Regions from separate parts of the Mus musculus genome. Here all the other regions are linked to region 1. Evidence: chromatin loops called from intact Hi-C (ENCODE). Cell type or tissue: left cerebral cortex. All regions are shown on one strand. Region 1 has its middle 49 kb from the start of Gm33687. Region 2 has its middle 100 kb from the start of Abcc12. Region 3 has its middle 110 kb from the start of Gm33687.

The links. Hi-C counts contacts between places; a loop is a spot of excess contacts. Peaks named below come from ENCODE experiments on the same cell type or tissue, not always from the same donor. Only the 100,000 strongest peaks of a DNase experiment are listed, where the experiment ranks them.
Region 2: a loop joins it to region 1, with 2.1 times the contacts of the local background. A loop is called at or near these places in 3 of 42 quality-filtered maps.
Region 3: a loop joins it to region 1, with 1.9 times the contacts of the local background. A loop is called at or near these places in 2 of 42 quality-filtered maps.

The regions. Positions count from the first base shown.
Region 1 is chr8:86,325,165-86,333,164 of GRCm38, reverse strand. No RefSeq gene overlaps it. Among named protein-coding and RNA genes, the nearest start is that of Gm33687, 49 kb to the right of the region's middle. In left cerebral cortex, a CTCF peak has its summit at 4,363; DNase peaks (open chromatin) are centred at 4,337, 4,880, 6,047, 7,838 and 1 more place; H3K27ac peaks cover 1,066 bases.
Region 2 is chr8:86,459,564-86,467,563 of GRCm38, reverse strand. No RefSeq gene overlaps it. Among named protein-coding and RNA genes, the nearest start is that of Abcc12, 100 kb to the left of the region's middle. In left cerebral cortex, no CTCF peak of the experiment used is centred here; DNase peaks (open chromatin) are centred at 2,988, 3,377 and 3,572.
Region 3 is chr8:86,386,204-86,394,203 of GRCm38, reverse strand. No RefSeq gene overlaps it. Among named protein-coding and RNA genes, the nearest start is that of Gm33687, 110 kb to the right of the region's middle. In left cerebral cortex, no CTCF peak of the experiment used is centred here; DNase peaks (open chromatin) are centred at 2,866, 3,306 and 4,071; H3K27ac peaks cover 2,260 bases.

The DNA of each region.
Region 1 (8,000 bases):
TTTATCATAGGAACTGCACTACAGTTTGAACCAAAATGTCCCCCTTGGGCTCATATTTCGAATGGCTGTGCCCTAGGCAGTGGTTCTATTTTGAGAGTCTGTGGAGCCTAGCTGTCAGAAGTAGGCCATCAGGGGTTGGCCTTTGAAGGTTATATCTGCCTGTAGTTCTTGACACTCTCCTTGCATTCTGGTTGGCAGTGATGTGAATGACCTCTGCCGGACACTCTTGTCATCATGGGCTGAACCCTGCCATGCCTTTCCCATCAGAGTGGACTGAGGTCTCTGAAACTTCTCCCTCCCTTAGGCAGTCTCTGTGGAAAATCTCTTCACTCCCTTAGTTGTCTGTGAGGAGTGGTTGCAGAATATAAAAGTGAGTACCAGGAAGGGCACGCACGTGGTGCCCACCACTCCTCCTCAACTGAAAGAGAAGAGTGTGTGCTATTTACTTTATATGTTGTATTCATTAGTTTACTTGGTACTCTTTGTGTTAACTGCCTTATCTCAGTGGAGCCTTATAATAACCTTATTCTCATTTCTACTTTATGGATGAAGAGGCAGAAGTGTGGAGAGGTTAGGTTTATAAATGAAGTTAGGCAGCACATAGCCGAGGAGTGGATCTTAAACCCATTCTAGGCAGACCCGGGGAATGAACCTCTTTGCCATAACCTTATGCTCCCTTTTAGAGTAAAGAGTTCAAGTCTTACCTGGTTCCAAAGCATGGTTTGGCTACAGTGTTGCACAAGATGTGCAGGTAGTGTGTACTGGATCTGCTTATGAAAGGAGTTATAGTTGTGCGCGTGCTCAGAACATGATCAGCATCTCCACTCCGCCTCTCAGCCCAGTGCCCTTCACGAGTGAGGATTGTAGCTGAGCTCTTTATGCTCGTTGTATACCATTTACACGAGATAGGATGGATCCGGATGAATTAAAGGACCAACCAATCACTGAGGGAAAACCCAGCCCCCACTAGGAAGAAGTACATGCCAGCACTCTACCCTGTGTCTCAAGAGAAAGGCGAGGGCCTGGGCACTTCCCTGGTAAGCTCTTGTTCCTGTGAGTCCTGATGGCTCCAGCCTCCTCTAGCCTAGGTCCATGTTCCTCTCTGTCAGCATCTGCACTCCAAGCTCCCAATGAGCTTCATTTCAAATGCTAACATGGCAGATGAACAAATTATAGATGAAAAACTGCTCTCTGAACACATCTATTTATAATGATACATAAAATCTGGTGTTTAAAGAAAACAGTTCTCCATAAAGAAAGCCCCTGATCACAATGTGAGCTGCCAGGAGGCTGACTGGAAAGCAAGAGAGGTATGGAGCTTTCTTGCATATAAAAAGCACAATCAAAGAGCCATCTGCCCCCATCGATTATGATGGGGATTGACAGGCAATTCTATTAAGTGTAATCTTCAGATTGAGGCTTTCATGAGTGTCGTGCAAGAACGAGGTCTTGCTAAAGATTTATTATGCTTATGAGCTATCTGTGTACAATTATTCAAAACAGACTGGGAGTAAATTATTTTCTCGAATGTACTTCAAATGAGTGTGTACACTCGGGCTCTTGAAGTGCAGGCACTGTTTGAAGGGCTCTTGATACCCTGCTACTTTATTTGGCATGTCTTTTAAAGTGTCAGCAAGAGATCTTTGTTTGGGGATACTTTTAAGCATTCCTGTATGACATGGAGAACAAACAATGACCGGCTTATAATAAAGTCGCATCTTGAGGGGACACTGAATTCAGGGTGTGCTATGTCTGTTTTTCTATGATGCTGTGTGAATGTGGTGGAGACTATTGGTATGTTTGCACTGGGGACCAGGAAAGGCTCCCAAATCTCCACAATTTAATCACAGTGCCCCCGTCTCACAGTTGGAAACTTCTAGCCACCCTCATGCCACGATTCAACCAGATTTCACTGTCTTGAGCAAATGTCCTTCCAGTGGTTCCCATTGCATCTTTTGTCTTGTAGGACTTTAGGGGACGTAATACAGCCCGTTGTTTCCTTCTTCAGGAGAGCCAGCCCTGAAACCTTGAAAGCAACAACCATGTTCTTGAGGCAGGCTCTGTGCATACCTTACTTCTTCTAAGGGCCAAGGTCATGAAGAGAGAGGGACTTCAGACTCCGTTCTCTAAGAAAACAAAATACCTAGGCATTCCTTGCACTCCCCTCCCCCACCCACCCCCAAAGTGTTCACCAGCCTATCTTCATCAAACCTTTCAGAGGCTATAAAGTAAATTATCCTAGAGCCAAATACAAATATCAGTATAACTCAGAGAATGGGGACGGGGGGGGGGTGAATTTTGTATCACCAGAGACAGACATGGAGGATGAAGGCAACATTTAGGTTGTCGGTTAGTTTGGGTTAATATTTAACAATCCAATGTTCTCCATGTCAAAACTCCTCGGGCATATAAATGTGGCTCAGGTAAAATAGGAGATTTTTTTTCTTCTCTGCAGCTCTGAATTTTATTGTATTCTTTCTGCAGTCCTGTCGTCAAGCACTCCAAACTGACTCTCTTGTCTATGACACCCAGCTACCCGTTCTTCTGCCCCTGAGTTGAAGACATTTCTAGTCACTGAATTAATTCAGAGTATCTTCCATGAAGCCAACTGTTCTCCTGCGTTCTCTTCCCTTGTCTAGTGATGACGTCAGCTGCAGGGGAAGAACTGAAGCTAGTGGCCACGTCAGAAAAGATGGTGAAGGGAATGGAGAAGTCAAAGCTCAGAGGAAAAACTACTGTAACAAGGACACAGGGTGACAGGATAGCAGCTCTGGGGTCAGCCAGTGTGTATGTGTGTGCATCTGTCTGTCTGTGTTTGTGTGTGTCTGTGTGCATGCACACCTGTGGTGGGGGAGGGGGCTGTGCACAAACTCTGGAGCTACCAGTGACCCAAGTAGGTTCTTGCTCTGTGTCTCCTTGGATCCTCAGAGCCACCCTCTTTTCATTCAAAGTGTTGATGTTATTATTTGTGCTGTGAGTCCTGCGGCGTAACATACAAGTGTGCCACTCATGGGATCTGAACAGGTTTTTCCATCGATGATGTAGGGTAGGTAACAGGCCAGGCTGACAGAAGGCAGATTGATGGTGGAAAGGGACACACAAAATGATGTAGTATTTCAATTTCTGTATATGCCTAGGAGTTCCACAGGAAAGGAGGTAGGCCCCAAAGAGAGTTAGGCCTGAGAGTTCATAAACCAGCAATAGTTTGTGAAGAAATGACAAGACAAAAGAGCAGTGTTTGGGATTTTAGGTTTGGTAAATTGTAGGGAAGTGAGTCTATACAGGAAATTAATGAAAGATAAGGATTATCTTAGTAAGTAAGGGTTATCTATGCAGACTCATCAGGGATAGAGTTATCTCCCTTCGTGGTGAGGACTGAGGCAGCATGGGTATCTTCACCAAGGGAAACTCATACCCAGATTAGGAGCAGAAAGGGAAGCAGGAACCTGTCTTCCATATACTCTTCTCATTTGTCTTTAGCTCAAAGTAAACAGACACCAGCGTGGCATGGTTTGGGCAGCCTGGTGTTCTGTGCCTGTTAGTGATAGCACAGTCATGGTGATTAATTAAAATGACTATGCAATAAGTTTAAAAGTATTCTCTTTACCAAAATGTTAGCTCTACAGAATTCAAAATCTCTTGGGCAATCTTGGTATTTAACGTCTGCATTATTCCATCTCAAACATTTCTACTGTATTTAAATTTAGGAGCCAATGCTAGTGTAGCAATTTGTCATTTCTTCTGTCCCAACAGATATCCCCAGAGGCACTAAATAAGCTTTTAGTTATTAGCCTTGGTGACTTATAAGAAAACAAAGAAGGAGCTGTGTTTGGAGGAGGGTGTAGAGAAAGAAACGAAATGGAAAATATGAGTGAACTTAGGGGCCAAAAGGACCTAGTAGGGGTGAGAGGCAAAGATGACTTCATATGAGCCAACAGAATTCTTATTCTGATGGAAGTTTTGGAACAAACATTTAATCCAGAGCTTATTAAACCTGAAGAACCTGAGACACAGAAAAAGACACATATCTACAGTGGTAGAAATAGATCACAGACTGCAGATTCAGCTTTCCATGATGCCCACCCCTCTGCCTAGGAAACTTCTCCTTCTACACCATCCTCTCCACACACCCTTGACCTAGTTAATCTCATCAGCTTAGCTCTAGCTAGGCTCAGGCATCCCCCTCCCTCACAAACCTCCCGTGAGCCCCCTGGGTCCCAGTGGCTCAGGATCTGCTAACACACTTGCAGAGCACCTGCCAATGTGTCTTTCCCACTGCCTCCTCCTCCTCCTTTTCCCACTGCCGAGGCCACACAGTCTGGGCTCCACAAGCTCCACAAGCGCATGAGTCACCCAGGAGGTGTGGATGGAGCATTGCACCGTGGGGGATGGCTTCGTTCCCACAAACTCCTCTATTCCGTTCATTCACAAAGCAGAGGGCAGAAATGGTTTCCATTCATGCATTTTTCAATAGCAAGGGTCATTAGGGAAGCTTCTCTAATTAATCCTGATGCTCACCCCTGCAGAGTCGGTGTGGTCTTTTCTCTCTCCTTGGCTCTTTTTCTCAAGTCAAACCGTGCTAGAAGACAGGAACTGGTGGGCAAATTCTGTGAATTGTCTAGTGTTTTTTTTTTTCCTAACACTTGCTCTTATCGCCCTAGACATACTTTATGTGGAACAAATTGATTAAAATATAAAATGAGAATTTACTTTGTTAGGCTCTGCAGAATATAGTTATTGGGGTGTATAAAGATCCAAGGAGCTAGAAGAAGAGGAGGAGGGAAAAGGAGGAAGGAGGAAGAGGGATGAGGAGGGAAGAGAAGGAGGGAGGGAGAGAAGAGGTGGCAGCTTCCCTAACAGCGGCCACCACCCTCAGACTGTCTTATCTTCAGCTCAGTCTCCTTGCCAAGAAGGTTGGAGGAAGAATTGCTGTTTATTGAGACAGTACTGTGTGCCAAGCACTGGGTAGAGAAACTCTCGTAAGGTATTCATTAATTATTTGAGGGCCAGCTGGGAAGACATCCGTGAAGAAAGCATATTTGCCATCAGAGATTTCCCATTTCAAAAGAAGAGACAGACTGGAAGCAAGTGAACATGTCACAGAACACAGGGTGGCAATTAAAGTCAGAAAGAGACACCATTTAGGTTAAATAAATTAGAATGCTGGGTGATAGTTCAGGCTTGCGGGGGGGAAAAAGGTTCCTTGGGAAGTGAACCTGAAACGGAATGGTGTGACCTTAAGGCTAGAGACACATTGGAGGAAGTATTCCTATCAGAGTGGATAGGCCTTTGGTGACAAGGCACAAGGGCAAGGGCTGGAGAACAGGGACACATAAGCTCTGTGAGACACAGGAGTGGGCAGAGACGTAGACAGAGGCAAGACGCCAAGTCTCTACTAAAGACTTAAACCCCTTCTGAATTTCCTAGTGGCTTGAATGAGCCTATCCACTCCTACCCCATTTCCTACAGAAGCCCCCACCGCCACCAAAGGCTCATAGATTAAATGTTTGGTCCCCAGTTTATAGAACTGCTTGGGAAGAATTAAGAAGTATATCCTATTAGAGGAGGCCAGGCTTTGAGGTCTCAAAAGACTCTGGCCATTCCCAATCTCTTTTTCTCTCTTTCTGCCTTATGATGTGGTTCAAGATGTGAGCTCTTACCTACTGCTCTAGTGCCATGTCTGCCAGCCTGCTGCTATCTCCCATAGTAATGGTCCTGGATTCTAACCCTCTGAAATAATAAGCCCCAAACAAATGCTTTTTAAAAATAAGTTGCCTTGGTCATGATGTTTTAGCACAGCAATAGAAAACGACTAAGACTCCTAGCAGTCCTTTGTAGTGTTTTGAGTGGAGGCCTGTCATGATCTAATTCACTCGGTGGATGGCTGCATCTTGTTTGATCCTCAAAAGGACCTTAAGAGATGAGCAACATTGACCTTGGTTGCTCATATAGGAACTGGGACTTGGAGACATTAAACTTCCTGCCCACATTTATGGAGCAATCTCCACAAACAGATTGTAAATCCAACTTGGACAGGATTCCAAATGCAACCTTTCACACAGTCCCACACTGTCTGAGGACACAGTCTGGGCCTTATGTGACTCTGAAACACCCTCACACTCCTAAGCTTGTGTCTGATGCCCAATGCCTGCCTTCTAAATGAATACATTAGATGCAGCTCAAACCCTTCCAGGCTCCCAGAATGCCTGGTGTTAGGATCAGATAGGAGAAGACATTGAGAGTCAAAGGATTCTTACAATCAAAAAAAAAAAATTTAAAAAGTTAAGACGTTTAGGTCTGTGTTTTTAGTAACATTCTTCTCAGGGGGGGGAATGACTGCTTTTCAGAACTTCAGATTTTACCCAGTTTGCTATTTTAAATTATCTTCAGTGTTGCCATTTCCACACTTCATCTCTGAACAATCAGCTTGTTCTTCAGTCTGAGGACCTATGGAAATGGCAACCATTAAAATTCAGCTGAGTTCTGTGCTGATTCCTAATGGCTACACACACACACACACACACACACACACACACACACACACACACACACACACCATGCCAAGAAGAAAACCTGTAAAGAGACTGTGTTCTTTCTCCTTCCTAAGTTTACAGACTCATGTGGAGCAGCACCCCTTCCCACGCTTTCTGGGGTGACCTGGAGAAAGAAAGATCATCTTCAAGTGAGCACATGTGTGCAGCCCATCCCAGCCCCTGGGACAGTCGCTTACAGTCAGAATGAACAAAACACAGCCCCTGCAGACAGACGCATTGTGTCAGAGGTAACCCTACCTGCCTAGGAACCTCACAGGCTTGTGAAGTCGCTGGGGGAACAAGACACTTTTACAAACCTGGAGCACCAGAAAGCTATGAAGGAAGCAAATGGGTATTCTGAGGGCTTCTAGGCTGGGTTAGAAACCAGAGTTCCTCTGAGGACACATCACAAAGAGGAAGAAGAGACACACATGGCTATTAGCATGCACCTAGAATCTCTCAGAACTTTGAGGCTAAGACCAGAGGATAGTGAGTTTGAGGCAAGTTTGTGCTACAGCGAGAGGTCCTGCTTCATAAAACCTTGGGCTGTCTGGGCACGATGACATATGTCTGTCATCTTAGTACTTGAGAGGTAGAGAGAGTAGGACCAGGAATTTGGACACATTGGCTACACAGTCATTCTGGGGTCTGTCCTTAAAACAAAGAATTTTCAAAGACTGTGGGTATGGCTCTGTGTTCAAACACTTTCCAAAATGGACAGTGAGTTAGGTTTGAGCCTTAGCACCACTTCTACAGCAAAAGGCAAAGGAGGGGTATCCTGGGCTAGGAAGTTTCTTAGGGTCCCAAAAAGGATAGAAAGAAGAGTTCAGGAGACATGAATGGGACTAGTTTGACCTGGGCACTGGAAATAGGGACCATGGGTGGCAGGCAGAGACTTTAGGGATCATCTGAACAGATGCTGTTCTCACCTCTCCATCCTGCAGTGTTGACTAGGGAGATCTTACACTCTGCAGAGTTTGTCAATACCCAGTCTAACAGTGCTCTGCAACACTGACAGGTGAGGAGTGGGAAGAAGGATTTGCAAAGAAAACCATTAGGGTTGCTTCCTCCGAAGGGGGACCCTAGGAGAGTTCCCTGGAACCTGGCAACGGTCCCGTGCTGTGCACCCTGGGGCCCCCAGAACCTCTGAAAATGGGAAACAGTCATTAACACAGCAAGCTGCCCTCCTCTCTCTTCACCATGATAACACTGTCACCAGAGAATGGAAAATCACTCAGACGTCTCTGCGTCTCTGCGTCTCCAAATTGCACCTCAGTGGCAGGCTGCATACAGCAAATTGCCTGGTGGAGAGCTGGCTAGGCTTGCAAGCAAAGAACTAATAAATAACCTTGAAATACACAGTCTGATGGCAGCTTTGCTCCGAGCCTCCTGGCTTCTGCCCTAGAAGGCTCATGAATCGCTGGGCCTGGCAGGTAGAGTCAGGAGAGCCGAGTCTGCCCACTGTGT
Region 2 (8,000 bases), 130 kb before region 1:
ATATCAAGAAATTCATCTACTTCATTTTAGGTGATTCCAGTTTGGTGTTGATTTTTAAAGTATGTCCTTATAATTCTTTGGATTTCCCTAGTGTCTGTTGTGATGTCTCTCTGTTCATCTCTAATTTTATTAATCTGAATGTTCTCTCTTCATCTTTTAGTTAATTCCATAAGAGTTTGTCAATCTAGTTGATTTTCTTAAAGAACCACTTCTTAATCTTACTGATTCTTTGTGTTGTACTTGTGTGTGTGTGTTTCTATTTCATAGATTTCAGCCCTATATTTGATTATTTCTTTCCACCTAGCCATTTTTAATGTTATTTCTTGTTTTTGCTTTAAAGATTTCAGGTGTACTGCTATGTTATTAAGGTAAGAGTCCTCCAGTTTTAAGGTAGACATTTAGTGCTATCAACTTGCTTCTTAGAACCACCTTCATTGTGTCCCGTAGGTTTGGATATGTTGTTAATGTTTTCATTTTCATTCAGTTCTAATTTTAAAAAAAATTTCCCTCTTGATCTCCTTATTGACTCCTCTATTTTTTTTAAGAAAAAAGATTCCTTACTAAATTGTTCAGTTTTTGTGAGTTTGCATACTTTCTGTTGTTATTGATATCCAGTTTAATCTATGGTGATCAGATAGGATGCAGGGTGTTATTTCAACTTTCTTCTATCTGTTGAGACTTGCTTTGGATCCAAATACATGGTCAATTTTAGATAAGGTTCCACAGGCTTCTGAGAAGAAAGTATATTTTTGTGTGTTTTGTTTATAGAACATTTATAGAGTGTTCTATAAATGTCTGTCAGGTCCATTTGATTTATGATTTTATTTAGTTCCAGTATTTCTTTGTTTAGCTTTGTCTGGATGACCTGCGTTATCTATGAGAGCTGGGTACTGAAGTTACCCACTGTTTTGTTAAAATGAATTATAGTGAGTTCATCTGCCCTGCCATTTATATGTGTGAAAAAGAGAAAGTCTATTTAGAATGATATTCTTCAAGCTTCTAAAATAGTTGTATTATTTTAATGATAAGTCTTGTGGGATTAGGTTTTGGGTAATTTTTTTTCACTTTCTTCTTTATAGATTTGGTACCATTTAAACTATAATAAACTCAGACTCTTAAAAAAATACAACCACAGCCAGGTGTGCTCGCACACATCAGGAGGCTGAGCCAGGATGACCTTGAGTGCTAGACTAGCCTAGACTATGCTGAGACCTTATCTTAAAAATTATGCTGCTCTCTCCTCAAAGGAGTGTAAAAAGTATAATCTTGAGACATTTAGAAAATCTGCTCTGGGAACGGGTCATTTAACATGGATTCTTAGGATAACATACTAATCATTTGTGTTTATAGATGGCACAACTATGTCTGTAAGTTCTGCTGATTTAAGGCAGGCACTGTATAAGTTACTTTTCAGTTGTTATGAGTAAACCAGCATGGCCAAGATAATTTATAAAAGAATCTGTACCAGCTTGCCATTCAGTGGGGTTGAAGTCCATGCCAGTGGAATAAAGACAGAGGCATGACCACAGAAAGCTAAGGGCTCACATCTTGAACAGTAAGCATCGGGTAAAGATCGTGAACTAGACAGAGTCTTTACACTTTCAAAGTCTCCCTCCAGTGATGCACTTCCCCCAACAAAGCCACACCTATTAAACCTTCCCAAAGAGTTCTACTACCAGGGAAGCAGGCATTTAAGTGCCGGAGGCTGTGCAGGACATTCCTCATTCAAACCGCTGGAGACATATTTCTTTTTAATGTAAAATCTTCTCATTTGAGAGTTTTCCACATGTTGTTGGAAGGCCACACCACCACTGAGCTCTGCAGGGGCTTTGTTGATTCAAGCCTTGGTGCAGATCTGCTGATAAGGCTGGGCAGAGGGTGAGGAATGGCCTCTGTGATACAGGCAAATTCATTTATTATGATCAGTACTTCCAGTGTGAAACAAAGGGAGAATTCCCAGTGAATGAATGATGGGAACGAAGAGCCTAAGGGAAGGGTCTGACTCCTGCTGTAGCATCAGCAAGCTTAACACTGTGACTTAAGACCAAGCTTAATGTCCCCACTGCTGCCAGTTTGGGCTTGATATAGGGACAGCCCTACGCTTTAAGGCGCTCTCTTGTTCATGTTATTTTTCCCTTGGTGGCAATTTTTCTGCTCTAAATTCTGGGACAGTGAACTAAGAGCAAATGCGTGTTTGGGAAAGACTAGACTGTAGATATTCTCATTCCCAACTAAGTAAAAAGCACTGGCAGGATGGGCAATGTGGAACCGCCGCAGAGCAGGCAGTTTAAAATTTAATTGATCTAGCAAATTACTGCTCTCCACATTCATACAGAATTCATGCAAACCCAAGCCCATCCTGACACCAAAGCACTGATGCTAACACAAGGACTCCAACTTGGAGCCCAAAAGCAAGGAACACATGGCCTGCCATCTGAAATATTTGAGGATTTTTTTAACCATAAAAATCAGGGTATTTGTGCATATGTATGCCCATAAAGAAACCCACAATTTTTTTTAGTTTATTTTAATGTAAATTATACCATGCTGTATATATACATATAAATATATTTGAAATCTCCCTTTGTGACAATGGTGGCTTTGAGGAGAAGGGATGGGGGATCCAAGGTTAGCAATGGAGAACAAAAAGACCTTAACAAAGGGGCAGTAATATTACTTCTCCTCCTTTCTTCATTTTGTTCTTAAAGAAATAGAGTCACAATTTACTTTCACAACTAGAAATTACTTGTAAATGTTTGGGAAAAATACTCTCTAGAAAGATCTAGGCCAAGTAATATGCATAACAATTGCTTCTTTGAATGTTTTAAAAACTGAGTTTTCTTTTGCATAGTAAGTCTGTTTGTGATGCAGCTGATTTCATGTGGTCACCGGGATGAATGAAAATTTCAAATAGAATTCTTTGTTCTTGTCCTGGATGCTTCATCTAACTAAACACTGCTTGCAGCTAGGAAGATGTTCATGAGCAGCTCGCAGCAGTCATTCATCAAAACGTTGAATGAATGCAATGGATGAAGAGAAATAGATGTAAGGACAGATGAATGGATGCGTTACTGAGTGGGTGGGTGGGTGGGAAGGATGGATGCACTCATACACACATAAGTAAGTAAGCGATGAATGGCTGTATAGACGGGTTAAACTAGTGTGAGAGATGATTGTCTGTTACTTTAAATGACTCTGAACAGAGCTTACATAAAACTTGAAAAAAAATCAAGAGAAATTCAAATACATTCTTACTTGCTGTCAACTGACTTGGTAAAAATAGCATTTCTTTCCTCAAAAAGTAATGAAAATTAGGGCTGGAGAGATAACTCTGTGGTTAAAAGCATTGGCTGGCCTCACTATACCACAGAAACATTTGTTCAACTAAGTTCATAGCAGCTTTATTTGTGATAGCCAGAAACTGGAAACAACCTAGATGTCCCTCAACTGAAGAGTGGATAAAGAAAATATGGTATAACTATTCAATGGAATACTATTCATCTGTTAAAAACAAAGGCATCATGAATTTTTCAGGCAAGTGGGTAGAACTTGAAAATACCATCCTGAGTAAGGTAAGCAAGAGCCAGAAAGACATATGGTGTGTACTCATTTATTCATGGATATTGTCCATAATGTGCAGGACAATCATGCTACAATCCACAGACCCAAAGAAACTGGGTAATAAGGAACTTCCTAAGGGAAGACGTGCTAATCTCATTCAGAAGGGGAAACTATATAGCCATCATGGAAGGTGGGTGGAGAGAGGGATCTAGGTGGGAGGGCTGTGGGGAGGGGAACAGGGATGTCATGTCAATCAGGTGTGAGGAGAGTTGGGGAGAGAAAGGGCTGGGGGTGAGAATGGAAATCGTGGTGGTGGGGAATCTCTGGTGACTAGCTGGAGACCAGGAATGGGAGAGGATTCGAGGAGTCTATGAGGGTGACCCTAGTTTAGATTCCTACCAGAGGGGGATATGGAGACTGAAGTGGTCAGCTCCTATAGCCAGGCAGGACTTCCAGAGTAGTGAGGGGGACATCAATCCACCCACAAAATCTTCAACCCAAAATTTTTCTTGCCTACAAAATGTACAGGAATAAAGATGGAACAGAGACCGAGGGAACAGGCAACCAATAACTGTCCCAACGTAAGACCCATCCCATGTGAGAGAGCCAACTGCTGGCACTATTAAAGATACTCTGCTATGCTTGCAGACAGGAGCCTAGCATAACTGTCTCCTGAGAGGCTTCATCCAGCAATGGATGGGGCAGATGCAGAGACCACAGCCAAACATCAGGAGGAGCCAGGGGAGCCCTTTGGAAGGGTGAAGGATAGAGATGAGCAAGTCAGAGGGGTCACGGACACCACAAGAAGATCTACAGAGTCAACTAAGCTGGGCCCATGTGGTCTCACAGAGCTTGGGCCACCAACCAGGGAGCAAGCATGAGCTGGACCTAGACCCTACACGTTTGTAGCAATTGTGCAGCTTGGTCTTCATGAGGGTCCCCTAACAAGTGTCTTGGTCTCTGTTACCTGCCACTGGATCCCCTTCCCAGCTACTTGGACTGCCTGGTTGGGCCTCAGTGGGAGAAGAAGTGCCTAGTCCTGCAGGGACTAGATACCCCAGGGTGGTATGGTACCTAAGGGGCCTCCCTTTCTCCAAGAAGAAGGAGAATGGGCAATGGAGGGAAGGATTTGTAAGGGTGGGACTTGGAAAAGAGAATGAAGGGAACTGTGATCAAGATGTAAGGTGAATTAAAAAAAAAAAAAGCATCGACTGCACTTCCAGAAGATGCAGGTTCAATTCCCATCACCCACATGGCAGCTTATAACTATCTCTAATGCCAGTTCCAGGGGACCTGACACCTTTTCTGAGCTCTGTGAGCACCAGGCACATACAGAGTACACAGACACGCACATAGACAAAACACATACAATTAAAAAAAAAACACAAAATGAGGGTCCTCACAAGACAGTCCTAGTTATATAACATGTTGAGAGGTGAGATTTGGCAGGAGCTAGCATACAATAAGAGTTTTCTGTTTTCAAAGAAATGAGGGACAACATACAAGTAAAATGTGAAATTGTTTAGAAGTACAATGGAGAAAAGAGTTAGGGGGACCCAGGGAGAATGATGGCACCCAGAGGGTGACAAAGGTGTTGGGAAAACTGACTCTGCCGCATAAATATAGGCTGCCACTTCAACAGGGACAGAAGACATTACTACTGTCAGCAATGTCTGCTGCCATCCAGAACACAGCCCCAGAATGACAGTGGAGCCTGTAACTGTGGAAGTAGAAGCGCTCCCAGGCTCAAAGCAGTGGAATAAGAGAGGCCAGAGCCACTCTTCCTGGGTGATGATACCCTCTCAGTCCCCACCCTCAGTCCCCACTCCAGGTCACTGTCCTTTCCTTTCTACCCGGCTCTTTGTATTTCTGCATCTTTGGTTGTAAAGGCTGAGTGAGAGGCGTGATGCTTTCACCTGGTCATCACAACAACAGCACACCTTTTGTAGACCCTGACACAGGTGGAAAAAGAACACCAAACCCCCGATTTCTCCTGAATTCTAGGAGGCTTTCAGCAGGCATCTCACTAAAATTACTTCTTGGTTTATGGCACAGAGTATTTTAGGGGGTCCGCATTGTTCAATGCCCTGGAGTTCCTGGCTTTCCAGAGTTGCCAGGCATTGTTACAGTAGTGAAATGCAAACACAATGGTTGGAGTACTTCCTACGGCTGTCTGACCAGCAGAATGGGGCTCTGGGTGGAAAGAAGGGAGAATGAAGTTGTCCCCCACTTCCTGTTCCCACCCTACACAAAAGCTGCCAGTGATTGACTTTGGAAGTGCCACATACCCATCTCTGCCTAAGATGTATGCTGTCAAACTTGTTTTTCTGTTCCTTGAACAATTCTGCCAAATGTCCTAAGTCATGCTGTCAAGAGAACTCTTTTTTAACTGCAGTGCCTGTGGTTCCCAAGACACTAACTGGAGCTCTCGCCAAATGGGATGGAAGGAACCCATGCTCTATCCCCCATCCCATCCTGACTGAGTGAGTGTGGTAGCTGGTGACAAGCTAAAACAGCTCTACTTAAGTGTCCTTAGAGGCCAGGCAGTAACACAAACAGGCAAAGTGGCCCCATACAGAAATCATGTCCTCAGCTTGGTCCCAGACACATGGATTTGTCTTCTGTCTCTGCAACAGCAAGAAGCCAGCCAGAGGGAATGGAGACAATGGATTAGCAGGGTGCTCCTGTGCTGTGGAAAGTTCAGTTAGTGCTAAGAACAGGTTCCTCCCAGGGATATCAAAGAAACTTCTTTATATCTAGCTATTTGAGGGGAAGCCTCTTTTAACTTCAGAAGCCCTACCAGGCATTTAGACTGGGGCTTCTATTCACATGACCGACCATTTGCTAAATGTAGCATCTGGAGGATATCTACAAACCTTTACCTCAGTTTCTTCATCTATACAATGGGAACCGAAACAGCATCTCACTAATAGGTATAGTGCTAAGCTTAAAAGACTCGATGTAAATGAAGTACATGGAACCTGTGTGCTGTCTGAGTGAACAGAAAGCAGAGGTGATGGTTAAAAAATGATTACACTTCAGAGAGAGAGGGAGGGGGGAGAGAGAATCCACTGTGACCAAAAAGCTCCCCCCCTCCAAGACACTGACATCTAATGGGCTTTTCCTTTTCTCTCCACTCTATCTCTCCTTGCAAAGAATGTTAACTGTAAGAAAGGTATTTCTTCTTTTCTTCTCCAGAGAGAGAAACGAACTTTTATGCAACCACATTCATGTTCCATCAAGAATTTAGAAGACAAGCTAGGCAAGAATTCTAGAGCAAGGTGGAATTCATTAATATTCCGCGAGAGATGGAAAGTTGACGAGATAGTAGAGTCATTATAAGACATTTAAACACCCACCACAGAGAGAAACTCCTAATGGGTGAGTGTAGGTATAATTTAATGCTTGCATTTATGAGAAAGGCCAGGAAATGACAGGTCTGTAATTTTGACTTCATGAAGGGGAGGTAATGGAAGTGCTGTGCAGGCTCCCAGCAGCGGAGTGCTGTGAAAGTTATTATTTAATTAGGGGCTGTAAGCACAGATTCAAATGAGAGAAGAACTCGCATTTTGCAAGCAGGAGTTCATTGTCATCCCAAAGAAATGAAGAGGCAGCAGACAGTGACTGGCCAACTGCTCCCCTGGGTCTTACCTGGAACCCATCTTAGAAACCTGAGCCCAAAGAACCTCATGCTGCTTCCACCTTTGTCAGTGAGAACTCCTGGGGTCAGCCTCAACAGAAGAGGATCGGTGAGCTCTTCAGCAATGGGAAGACAGAAGAAAAGCTGGCTAGTTTCAGTGATTGAACTGGGAGAGGAAAGGATTAAATGAACGCCAAAGGGGTTGAGTAGGACAAGAGAACCAGAATTTAGTTAGTGACAAGACAGTTAGAAAGCTTTGTAGCCAGGGCCCAGCATTTTCCATCACATCCACGAGGGGATGCGATAACACCCAGGAGATGAAGCTAGAGGTGGGAGTGATGTAGCCAATGAGGGCTAGCTTCACAGTGGCTTTGTACATTCCCACAGCCCCTCGGCCACTGCTAGATCACTGTGAGTTACGTTGATGTTGACAGACTTGGAAGGTTTCAGCACGAAATTTCCTTAAAGAGAAATGAGGGGCTGGTGAGATGGCTCAGTGGATAAAGGTAATTGCTACCAACCCTACACACACACACACACACACACACACACACACACACACACACACACACACACAAAGAGAGAGAGAGAGAGAGAGAGAGAGAGAGAGAGAGAGAATGTGTAAGATAAATAATAAAGAAGAATGATGGAGGAACTGTCTTCTTTCCTGTGATGTTCAGGTAGATGAGTTTATGGTTATGCCTGACATCAGCATTTTCCCAAAAATGGACCCAGAAAACAAGCCAGAGCCTGACTTGGAGAGCCCACGAACTATGTATTTATGGGTTAGCATATGGGA
Region 3 (8,000 bases), 61 kb before region 1:
CAGCCAGTGCTGAGGCTAAAGTGGGTTTACTTTTATCAAGTTTGCTTTTATATCATTCTAGGTACATACAAAGGATATGGTCAGTCTTAAGCCATAAGCAGAGTAGTTAAGGAACAAACAAAGCACAAACAAAGGTCCCATGATTACTGTATTCAGGGTCCTAACAAGTCCCATCAAGATACAAAGAACACACTCCTCAGCTGTATTGTCTTGAACCTAGTTCCTTGTCTTAGCCCAAGGTCAAATGCCTGCCAAATTCCTAGAAGGTGGGCCAAGAGTTCTTTCTCCACCGGATGTAAGGTCAACTCTGGAGTAGTAGCATCACAGTGCCTAGGCATTGAGGAATACTAAAGGGCTGAGGATATAGCTCAGTATTGAGCCCTTGCTTAACACCCAAAGAGCTGCAGCAACACACACACACACACACACACACACACACACACACACACACACACACACACACACACTCACTCACCAAGTGGGGAGAGGGGCTAGGAAGAAAAGGTTACTGAGCTGGAAAAAGGGCAAGTGTGAGTAGAGAAGGAAGAACTGGGCAGGCAGGTGGAAGTCTCTGAATTACTAAAGCCAGCTAGAAACAGAAGACAGGGAACAGGAAGCAGCCTGCTCCCAAGGCCACTAGCAGCAATGGGCCAAGGTTGCCTTAGAAAGCAATCCCATAGAACCCAGGCGGTTGCCTGAAATCTACAACTACCTGGGAGAGGCAGAGAGCCGTGTGAATGAAGAAATTCAGAATTTCTCTCAAAACTGAGGGGTGAGGGCAGGGACACAGTTATTTCCACTGGAGAAAGACTTGGTCTGGTGTTTTCTAGAGATTGCACAGGGTATACGTGGTAGGAATTTGCTAGCAGCAGGAGACAGGATCAGAGCATCTTGGCATGGCAAGGAACAGAAAAACAGTGTAGAAGATTGATCCTGCCAGATACCATCTTCATCCGGTATGAAACAAGCAGAACTAAGCAATGAGCTCCTTGAGGATATAGACTACATGGAGATTTCATTTTAAAGGAAGATATAGATGTGATCTCCAGGATAGTGGAGTTCTGTAGGAAGAGGCGAGCAGGTGGGGTAAAGCATACAGATCCTCACAGGGTTAAATTCTATCCTTTGTTTGGTGTTGGATGATCGGTTGGTTTTGGGGTGTTCAATATGTTAATATGCATCAAGTACTACATTTAAAAAGAATAGAAGGATGGAGGGGTTAACCGGAAAACATGAGTAGATTCAGAGACTCCTCAATGTCAGCGGCTGTTTCAGTTCTCAGGTGAGAGACCACCATTGTGCATACCCCAGGGGTCTGAGATGAGGCTCACTGCCTACCAGCCACACAGACAGGACCAGCCAGCCACACAGCACAGGACCAGCCACACAGACAGGACCAGCCACACAGCACAGGACCAGCCACACAGCACAGGACCAGCCACACAGCACAGGACCAGCCACACAGCACAGGACCAGCAAAATTTTGTTTACTAAAATGAACTTTCACGGAGTTAAGTGGCCAAACATACTAAAACATAAGCTTCGGGCTCATAATGGTTATTGGAATTTCAACTCCCTTGTTTACACATCATCTGTTTCCCCAACTTTAGAAGATCCAGACATCACCGGGAGACAAAGCAACTGGTTCAGGATCATATGGCAAGGCGAGAGCTGACCAGAGTCAGGACTTCTCGAGTCAGCATGCACTCTCTACTCTCTTGATGCCTCTCAAACGCCGAGCATAAGTCATCATCTTGAATGCCATCCTTTTACTCACTGAAGCCCTTGATTGTTACACATATACATTTGAGTGTGTACATGTATGTGAGTGTTTGCATGTGTGCACATGTGTCCTTGAGCGTGTGTGTGCATGTGTATGTGTGTATGCATGTGTGTTAGTGTGTGTGCATGGGTAGATGTGTGTATGTGTGTTTGTGTGAGTATATATGTGTGTGTGAATGTGTGCATGAATATTGTGTGCATGTGTGTATGTGTGAGTGTATGTATGTATGTATTAGTACATGTAGTATGTGTGTGAGTGTGTGTGTGTGTAAATGCTGAGTGGACAGTTGCAAAGTCAGACATTTGAAAGCTCTGGGTATTGATGACTGTCCATGTAGGAGCCTAAGAAAGGAGTATCAGGGGGCATTATGAAATACTGTATTCCAATTTCAGTGCTTAAACAGGCTGAAACTGGCAGAAGCACAACAGTATTTATAGTAGAGGATTTCTAGAGACCTGAGACGCTTAGTGGGTTAAATTTTTATAAGGCATTTTTTGTTAGATATTTTCTTCATTTACATTTCAAATGCTATCCCCAAAGCCCCCTATTCCCTACCCCTGCCCTGCTCCCCAACCCACCCACTCCCACTTCAAAGGTAAACCTTGGTAATAACGGCTGAGCATTGGTGTACTGTAAGCCTTTTTTTTAATAGTTGTGGTCTTGTTTAATCTGCATGGGAATAATTGCTCGTCCTGTTTTGTATTCATAAGTGAGGGAAGTGAGGTTAAGAAAATGAAATGATATGTCCTAAGTCACATAACTATTGGGACAGAGGAGTGATGGAGACAAAGAAGTGGATCTGGATGTAGATGTAAATGCTCTCACCATCCCCCAGCCCCATCTGGGCCAACCTCCATGCACCTTTGCTTCCAGCCCAAGAAAAGCCACCCTGACGACATGCAAGTGGAATGAAACTAAAAATGAATTTATCTTCGCTTGGCCTTGATAACTGAGTAGTGTTTTTGAGGTGACCAGAGTCAGATGGCATTCAGAGACTCTGTCCTGTGTTGCTTGGAGAACTCTGCCTTCTCTCTGACCTGACTGCAGAAAATCCCCAAGCACGGGAGTTGACAGAGGAGAGTGGGAGCCAAACCAGCAGATATGGAAGACACAGCAGAGCACTGGGAACTGCTGAAAAAAACTAAGACCTAGAAAAACTCTACTGAAGATTTATATTCCTTTTAACTCCATTAGGACTTGAGGTAGCTAAAAAAAAAAATCTACTTTTAAAGTAAAGGAAATAGGATTATTGGATTTCGAAATTGGAAGCCATAAAATTTAGAACAATTTTATATAAAACTTCAACTCTTTTAAAAAAAAAACAAAATAAAAGAGTCAGATGGTCTCGAGTAAATCCAAATCTCAAAAGAAGAAGTAGACAAAGGTCTCTCTCTTTGCTGAATGCCTACAAGTCTAGCGCCATAAGCAGGAGCCTCGCTGAGTGGGTCGCTGAGACACCCACTCTGAAGCTAACACCCTGGCTCTGCTTCTTGTAAGGGATGGGGACTGACTATGCTTTCCAGTTTCCTAGACGCCACTCCATGTCCAGGGAACTGTGTATTGTCATGTCTGTACCCACACTTGAGCTCCGTACTTCACCGGCTCGGTAAGGCATTTCTTTTCCACCTCTACCCTTTGTACTTACACTTCTTCCTCAACTCTCCATAAGGTCTTTTTGCAAGGACAACTATCTGATACTTTTGTTATTTTCTGTGGTCCCAAGTCAGCAGTGGCTTAGTGTAACCGCTGAGAGTTGTGTTTAAACCCCAAATCCAATGACACTGAATAGGTTGCTTGTTCGTTTCTTTGTCTGTAAAATAGGAGTTAAATGGGTGTAAAGCACATAGCCTAGCACTGAGAACATACAGGTATTCATTATGCAGTGCCTTTATTTATTTGCCAGTATACAGAACTGACTGGGAGAAAAAGGCTTGAGGCCTGACACACAGCTGAAGCCCTTTGATGGATGACACTCCAATCCATGCCTCTCTGAGTACATAGATACCATTTCTTCCTTCCCAAGATAAGAAGCTGAACCCTTCTTTCATCCACACCACCACTATAGCTCCTCTTCATCTGATTTGAGCATCCATTACCATCTCATTGAAATGCCACTTAGACAAGGTCTCAAGTGTAGAGCTACAGAGGGAGCTTGGAGTAGGCTGGGGTAGAGGACTGCCCCATTAGCATTCAAACCATAATAGAGACCATTATCTTGGCAGCAAAATACCCCAGCAGTAGTGATGGGAGGAAATGGGAGTGGGTTGCCAAAGCAACAGAGAAACTTGAGCAGTGCTGTTTCCATGGCAACAGAGGGCCTGCATGGGAGGGCTCTCTCAGTTCCAGCACTGGTTAGACTCTCAACAGTATCAGTGACTCATCGGGTAGATTGCATTGCAAAGGGCAAATTAGTGAGAGGTTTCACTTAAGAAGTTAGGCCAGCATGAAGCCCACAGCAGAGATCTAAACTCTGGAGATGGAGCCTGGGCCTGTCTGTTAGGAATCAGGATTCTCTTGGCTGCTGGCCAGTTCATTACCTCTCAAAGCCATTAGGCCTTATTTATGGTTTGAAAACTCAAGGAGACCCTGCCTGAGCCAAATCTCCCTATGGGAATCTGACTCACGAGGTACATGACTTCAGGGGCAGACCAATGCCTGTGAGCTGTTTCTCCTTCTTTCCTCAATTTTAATTTTTATCAAAGTAATACATTCACATAATTAAAAGTCAATTAGAGTCTATAATTAAACACATAAGGCCCCGCGCATAATAGTGCTTCTCTTCCCTGATTCTCCAGGCACTCACTATAGTGACTTTGGCTGTATGTCCCCTCTTTACATCTGGGTTTTCAAACGTTTCCACCTGAAATACAGTTTCTTTGCATCCACAGTTAAGTGGAGGGAGTCCTCTCTTACCCCCTGTCAAACTCAACCCCCAGACACAATATAGAAACTTCCGAATACATAATATTTATAAACTACAGTGTTTTTAATGTTATAGGATATACCAATACTGCCTGTCTGCCAGCAAAATGATATCTTTTGAGCAGAGGGCTGCAGGCTTCCCTATTCAACACGTAGGCGCATTTTAGGATAATTTATTTCTGTTAACATGTATTAGTTGCACATATTGCTGTGATGCAGTGTGATATTTCAGTATATGAATAAAGTGGGTGCTGACCAACACACACACACACACACACACACACACACACACACACACACACACACATTTAACCCAACTCCCTTAGCTTCCTTTATGAAACAATGTGTGTTCTGTCTCTCTGCTTGAATCATTTAATGTAATGTCTTCTAGGTCCATCCATCTTGTTACCATGACAGGGTTTCATTGTTGTTGTTTTTTATGGCTGAACACCTCCCCCCTTAACACACACACACACACACACACACACACTCCACTTGTTGGTATTGCTTTTTCTTTAATCATCTATTGTTGGGTATCTAGGCTGTTTCAACCTTAGCTATTACAAACAGTACAGCAATCAACATGGACAAACAACTATGTCTTTTGTGTACAGATTTCATTTGCTTTAGATGTACACACAGGAGTGGGATAGGTAGGCAATTCGGTGGATATAGTTTAACTTGTAGGTTCCTAATTTATATTCCCACCAACCATGCATGAAAGGTCCCTTTATCCTCATCATCATTAGCATTTATGTTTGCCTTTTTAAATAGCTCCTTTAATTGGAGTGAGGTGACATATTGTAAGTTTGATTCATTCATTTCTCCAGTAGGGAGATAACTTACCTAGTTCTTTTTTTTCAATTTTTAAAAATATTTTATTTACATATGTATTTACAGTGAGCATGTGTGTGCATGTGTGTGGATGTGCATGCATGAGTGTACCTGTGTGTGTGTGTGTGTGTGTGTGTATGGAATATTTTTTGTTAGGTTTCTGAATTCTTTACATATTCTGAATATTAACTCTGCATCAGATGAGTAGTTGGCAAAAATTTCAAACCACTCTCTCTGTTTCTTTACTCTGTGGATTGCTTCCTTTGATTTGAGTTTGGTGTAATCCCATTTATCTATCTCCTACTTTGTTTCCTGTAATTCTAGAGACATATTAGCAATTTCATCACCTCTACAAATATCTGAAAGTGTTCTTCATGTTCTCATGTTTTACATTTAGGTCCTGGGTACATTCTGAGTTGACTTTTGTAGTCTGAAAGACTGGGATAAAGTTTCAAGCTTCTGCACATGGAGATCTGGTTTTCCAAGCACCAGTGGCAGAGTCTGTCCTTTCTGCAATGAGCCTTTTGACACCTTTGTTAAAGTCACTGTGCTGTAAGAGACGCAGACTTCCATGCATTTCCAGGATCTGCTCTGACATGGCCAGCCTGCCAGGCTGTGTCCATCTTTTCTAGATGGGAGCTCCACCAGGCACTCTTCTGTCCTTCAGATTGACTCTACTCTGCCCCTTGTTCCCAGACTACAGCCACTTGCTCCACTCCAGCAACAACTGGTTCCTGGGGTCCTGAGGCTGCATTGTAAGTACATGGCTTCTTTCTTCCTGCTATCCTCAGCTGTTCAATAGGATTCAGGTTACAGATGTCGGCTGAGATTGTGTGGAACTGTGTACCACATTCTTATTCAGGAGTGATTTAATACAAGAGGGTAGGTAGGATTTTTGCCTTCCTAAATCTAAATATTTTTTGGACTATCTTGGCTGCTATACCGGAGTGACTTTGCAAAGAGACTGCATTACATAAAGTACATGCATATTTTTATATTTAATTTTTAAATGGTAGCTATTTAGACTACCCAGAGAATAATTCTCTTTGGAAAATATTGAATGTTTAAAATTTTTGTGTCCCAGTACATTAGAGTCAAAACCAGATGGTTTTACCTTTTGAAAGAACAAGCCCACTTATGAGACTCATCTCCAAATAATAAGTCAATGAAAGCAGTCATTAGGACTGTTATTTCTCTGTTGCATATGCTTGTAAAATATGAAAATTTACCTAAATGTCCCACAAGACACTTTCTATGGGAAAGCAATAGAGTAATCTGTGACATAAGAGAGGCTAAGAACAAAGTAGGCTCGGTGCTGTGCAGAAAATGTCCATGGTAATTTTTGTGTCACAAACCTTCACTGCACAGCAGGAGAGTAAAGATTAGGGCATCCCTGAGTGGTGTCAGAGAAGCTACTAAAGTAACCGTTAGGGTAGACACAAGAACAAAGGAGAGAATGCACTGTCTTGTACAGTAAGTGTGCAGTAAGTGTTAGCTTCTGCTGCCACTGTCGTTTTAATATAGTGATGTGTATGTGTTTGTGTGTGTGCATGCTTGTGTGTGTATGTGTTGTGTGTGTGTAAAAGTTATGGAATTACATGCATCTTTTCGTTTTTTAATCCCCATTTTCTTTTTCCTGTATTCCTTTTCAATACATAAAATCAAGATGTAGGAAAAGTTACCTCCATAATGAAACAGAGATGTCTTTTATTATTCACTTTTTATCTGCTTGTTTGTTGTTTGTTAATTTGAGACAGGGTTTCACTAAGTATCCCTGGCTGACTTGGAACTCACTCGGTAAACTGGGCTGGCTCAAACTCACAGAGCTCCACCTGCCTCTGCCTCCAGAGTGCTGGGAATAAAGACCTGTGCCGCCACAACAGGCTATGGCAGAATGAGGCTGAGTGTTGAAGTCCCTCTGGCTAAGCTTGCCTAGAGCAGCACTGTTATCTTCAAAGTCAGGAATGTGGATTCTTGTCTTCCACCCCAAGTCTTCAGGATCAGTAACTCTGGCGTGGGGACCAGCAATGGGCTTGTTTGTTTGTTTCGTTTTTGCTTTTTTTTTTCGGGTGTTGGTAGATGGCTCTCAGCCTTGGGTACACACCAGAATCATTCAGTAGCAGAACTGACTATGTCAGACGTCTTGGTCAGTGTCCAGGCGTTGGTTATTTTGGAAGGCCACTAGGGATGCTAAGTGTAGCCTTCGGTGAGCACTTCCCCTGTAAAGATGCTCTGCTGAATGGCCGGGCTGAATGGCCAGAACCGGTGGCCTTCCAGGGAACCCCCCCCCCAACTTTATTCCTCTACCCTTGATTTCCACAGGGGCTTCTCATCCTTGTGCTTATGACTCCTATCAGGAAAGATGGAGAACAACTGGTGTTGTAGGTCTTGGGGGGTGTAAGGCAGAAGCCGAGATGTGGCTTAGCACAGTAACATAAGCCAACAGGACATGACTTTTTTC